2 separate regions of the Homo sapiens genome follow, and region 2 is linked to region 1. The links are chromatin loops, found by intact Hi-C in ENCODE. Cell type or tissue: dorsolateral prefrontal cortex. All regions are shown on one strand.

The links. A loop is a pair of places that touch in the nucleus more often than their neighbours do. Peaks named below come from ENCODE experiments on the same cell type or tissue, not always from the same donor. Only the 100,000 strongest peaks of a DNase experiment are listed, where the experiment ranks them.
Region 2: it touches region 1 in a loop (4-fold over the local background); 3 of 110 quality-filtered maps call a loop at or near these places.

Annotation. Positions count from the first base shown.
Region 1 is chr11:7,142,750-7,145,249 of GRCh38, reverse strand. No RefSeq gene overlaps it. Among named protein-coding and RNA genes, the nearest start is that of RBMXL2, 55 kb to the right of the region's middle. In dorsolateral prefrontal cortex, CTCF peaks have their summits at 948 and 1,151; no DNase peak of the experiment used is centred here.
Region 2 is chr11:7,650,652-7,653,151 of GRCh38, reverse strand. PPFIBP2 (PPFIB scaffold protein 2) reads right to left here. Exons shown (of 24, transcript NM_003621.5): 22 at 2,187-2,312; 23 at 1,308-1,496; 24 at 1-128. Among named protein-coding and RNA genes, the nearest start is that of CYB5R2, 22 kb to the left of the region's middle. RefSeq lists an enhancer at 1,080-2,279. In dorsolateral prefrontal cortex, no CTCF peak of the experiment used is centred here; DNase peaks (open chromatin) are centred at 1,241 and 1,611; H3K27ac peaks cover 2,500 bases.

The sequences.
Region 1 (2,500 bases):
ATATATAATATATATTATATATATATATATATAATAAGGAGAAGGAGAGAGAGAGTTTATATTTTGACCAGTACCAGAGGTAAGTCCCATTAAAACAGAGACATTGTTTTACTCACTGGTGTATCCCCAGCATCTAGAATAAAGGCTGGCATATGACAGACATTCAGTCAATATTTGTTGATTAAATGAATGAATTAAAGTCAATTCAGTATTTTAGTCAGAGAGTGAGGACAGAGTTATAACCAAGAGACCAAGCTAAGGACTAGAAGCTAGGAGGACATAGCAAAGAAGAAGGACTAGGGGCTAGAGCAGAATCAAAGTAAGATGAGTTATAGACTCAGAAGACTGAATCTCACTTTTATTGCCCACCAAATGTTTGACATGGGATGTGTCAACCTGGTTTGAAGCCTTATTGTCTAAAAACCAGGAAGCCACTAATTCAGGGAACACACTTCATTCCCCCAGGAGAAATCAGAACATTTCCTCATCTCCAGCTGTGGTCCTATACTCTGGAATTCTTCAAACTCCCAAGGAAATTATATTGTATTGTCTTCATCTGTATTCCCAGTGTCTGGCCTGGTGACAGGAATAGGACAGAATGCTTAATAAATGATTATTTCAATGACCAAACTGTGAATATATTAAGAATCCCCTTTGCAAACTCTTAGAAGGTGGACTGTAAACTCTAGGTCTGGTATGAGCTGAAACTCTCTGATGTTCCACTCTCCCTCTGCACTCTTTTCCTTCTTTCAAAAGTCCAGAGTCCTTCCCAGCCCAATATTATACCTTGAAAGAGAAGACAGAACCAAACCAGGACTGAGACATCTACTTTCTCTCCATCTGCAAAAATATTTATTAGAGCATGATCCTCAAGCAGGGTCTGTTCTGCTCTTTCTTAGTTTTGCCAGTGGCTAAAAACAAAGCACCCTACCCTTTCTTTCCCACACAGCATTTTTTGCAATTCTAGCATATTTGAACACAAATTTTCTAGACACAATTCTTAAACATAATTGTCTTTTATTTCAGCTTTATTCACACAAATGTTTAATAAGTTACTTCTCAGAGAATAGTGCATGTAAGGCAGTCTTTGATTGTGTGTTCTTTTCTTTCATCTTAGATTGTCCTTTAGTATCTAAGCTGATCAGACAGCTCCCTCTACAGTCTTCTTAGCATCTTCATGTGCCTCTTCTATTTTTTCTCTTTACTTAGTATATTTTGTATTTTTAAGTCAGAATTTTCCAATACTTTCAAAGCCAACTTTCAATTTAAAGTCTCATGGTACAGAACTATGATCATCATTTTTCTTATCTTTAGAATATCTACGTTAAATATTTCATATCTCTATTTCCAAATTTAATATGACCCTTTCACTTTTGTGCAATTTTTACAGCAGCAAAAAATTTCTCCTTATTTATAAGAATTCGACCCTGTATTAGTCAAGATTCTCCAGAGAAACAGAACCAACAGGATATATATATCCTGTTATGGTCATATTATTGCTTAATTGCAAGGATATGTTCTGAGAAATGTGTTGTTAGCTAATTTCATTGTTGTCCAAACATCAGAGTGTACTTACACAAACCTAGATGGTACAGCCTACTGTATACCTAGATTGAATGCTGTGGCATATTCCTCCTAGGGTGCAAACCTGTACAGTATTTTACCGTACTGAATACTGTAGGCAACTGTAACTCAATGGTAGTAGTTGTGTATCTAAACATATGTAAATACAGAAAAGGTAATGTGTTATGCTATGATACTATGAGAGCTACAACATCACTAGGCAGTAGGAATTTTTCAGCTCCATTATAATCTTATGACACCACCACCATATATGCAGTCTGTCATTGAGCAAGACTTTGTTATGCAGCACATGACTGAATTGGTAAACTGTGTGTGTGTGTGTGTGTGTGTGTGTGTGTGTGTGTGTGTGTGTGTGTGTATCATATATATATGTATAATATATGTATATATTATATATATATTCTTATTACTCTCTCCTGCTGGCTTTGTCCACACTCTCTGAGGAGAGGGTCCATGCTCAGTCTCCGTATTTCCTTGCAGGCACTTACACATGGAGAAAGACTTATTAAAAGGAATTGGCTTATATGTTTATGGAGGCTGGGAAGTTCCAAGATCTGCAGTTGCTGAGACCCAGGAGAGCCAGTGGTGCAAGATCCAGTTTGAAAGCTTGCAGCCTTGAAAGCCAAGAAGAATGAGTGTTTTAGGTACAGTCTGCAGGCAGGAAAAGCCTGATGTCTCAGCTCAAGCAGTCAAGCAGGAGGAGTACCTTCTTAGCCATTTTGTTCTATTCAGATCTTCAATTGATTGGATGAGGCCCATCCACATTAGGAAAGACAATCTGCTGTACTTCAATAGACAATTTGAATTGTTTATCAATTCAAATATCTACTCCAATGTATACATTTGAATTGGTATCCAATTTTAACCAATTCAAATATATACTCCAATACACAATTTGAATTGTTTACCAACTTGA
Region 2 (2,500 bases), 510 kb before region 1:
TAGCCACTGTAGACCCTGTGACTATCACTGACACCGTCACTGGGCTCCATTGGGCAAATGTAGTCCGTCGATTCATCGAACTTCTTTTTTCTTATGTTTCCGAAGTGTGAAAATCCTAGTTTCCTTGGCTAAAACACAGAAAATGCAAGATTATGAGAAGGCAATCAAGGCAGTGTGCAGGTATGACTGACAATATACTTAAAATTTAAGAGCAGGCACTCAAGGAGAGGAATAATGTAAACTGCTCCTAGAAAGACTCTGAACAAAACAGAGCTCTTGGAAGCAATTTCTATGCTGCAGAAAGGCCAATAGGTAAATAATCTTGAACAATAAGAGCTGCCCCTCCAATACTATGCCTGAAACTCATGCCTGGCTGCCCCACCAAAGTGACTTTCTTATTTCCATAGATGAACTGGGAGTTCCTTTAGAATGTACTTGAGGTCTGCATTTGAGGCGAAGCACAGAGAACTTGCCTCAGCACAGCTGCTGGCACCCCAACCCTTTCCCATCTCAGCACCTGGCACCATCTAAAGGCGCGTAGGATAGCCCCAGGTTGCTCCCTGCCCTAGCGTCATCCAGCACTGTTTCTGCCTGACTCCCCCAGACATACTTCCTGTCTTGCTCCCCTGGGGAAGGAGGTCTGTGCCTGAGTTGTAGCTGGGCATGAAGCATCAACACTACCAGGGATAGGACCAGCCTGGCCTCCAGAGGTTGCCTGTTGGTCTGTAGTCTGGGAAGAATGTGGTCTGAGGATGCTGTGGCTCAGGCAGGTCTAAAGGGCTTTGTGGGATTCTGGGAGCCCCAGTGAGTAGTGTTGGTGCTTGAAAGACCTGGGGACCTCTGGGTATCTGTGTGCTGGCCACTTCACGAAACAAGACAAATGGAACCAGCTTCCATTGGAAGCACTTCCTATATCAGCAGGACAGCTTTGACCAAGATCCCACGGCATTGCGGCACGCAGGCAGGCCTGACCGAAGGAAAGCCAGACTCGGAGCGCTTCCGCTCTGCAAGGTGAGTCACAGCAGCAGTGGGGTAGAGGACGAGCTCTAAGCCACCTGAGGATAGGTGCTTCCTGCACATATTTTCTAGGTAAAGAAACCTGCACTGTCTTCCTTGGACTCCAAACTGGTGGAGAACTGGCTTAACAAAGACTGGCCTCACAGACCACAAGCCCACAGCAGAAGCTGAAAGATCCTCTTTGTCCAGGCTGCGCATGCTGCTCTGGCTGTGGGCATCGCGCCAGGTGCTGTGCTGCGTGAGGGCCAGGAGGCAGCCCAGGGCCCACCCAGAAAGGCTCTGCAACTCACCCGGACTTTGGCTGTGGTGGTCAGTGGTGTGTAAGCTGGTGAGGCCATTTTCTCTCGCTTCTCCTGTTCAGCCTCCGGACCAATCAAGGCATTGAACTTGGTGGTCAGGTGGCGCCTGAGGAGCGTCTTTTGTGGGGGGATGTTGAGAAGCATAGCCAGGGTGTCCCCAGTGAAGCGTGGCTCCAGGATCTAAGAAGGAACCAGAGACAAGCCTGGCCAGGAGCAAATACAAATGGCTCGAGGGGGAGGATGCTGAGAGACTGGCCTGTTGGGGCTGGGGGTGCCTCCAGAGGAGGGACAGGAGCTCAGTCACTTGTTCTGAGTCCCACTCCACTCACTGGCTGGCACAGGGCCTGGCTCTGAGCACATACTAGCACATGTGCTGACTGACCACCTTGTTTTCACAGACCAGCAGAGAACTGGGACCTCTTTGGTGAGGCTGTCTCTCAGGATCTTCTCTGGATGACATCCAAGCCACCACACTTCCTCATTTCCCCTCTGGCTTTGCCACTGACAGATCTGAGTAGTGATAGGGATCCTATTGCAGCAAGTGGGAAGCTGCATTTTTACGGCTTCCCCGTCCCTTCCTCAGCCCTGCTGTTCCCTCGCCTTGTAAGCGTTGGTCTCCATGCAACCCATCGACCTAGAATCCTCAAGTCTCATGCCAAGGAGGTGCTGCCAGAAGGCATCTTGCTTCCATGAGGTATATTAATTCTCAAGGACAAGTTATCAAAATACTTTGAGACATCAAATTATGCAAGACCTCCAGATGAAGTACCTATTTTTTTTCGTTAGCTTTTGTGCCTTGTCCTTAATAAATAAGTTTCTGAATATCCCATTTGCACCAAGGCAGGTGGGCTAGGCCAGAGAGCCACTCACAATGAGGCCTCCATGGACTCCACTCCCTCGAAGATTGGGTGCATACTCTGCCAGGTCCACAGATCGTAACCACTCCATCACCCTGTGGTTGGACCACTGTACAACTTCTGAAGGAGAAAGGTTACTCTGTCAGAGGGAGAAGGAGAGTGAGGAAGTTAGGCTTAATAGGTCCCACCATGGTCCTCTGTGGAGTCAGCCCCGGTAAGTAACCCTGCCCCAGACGCATCACAACAATAGAAGGCCCTCAAGCTTAGTGACCCACCCCATCTGCCAGAGCACCAGCCTCCCCAGTTTCTAGGAAATAGAGCTCCCAC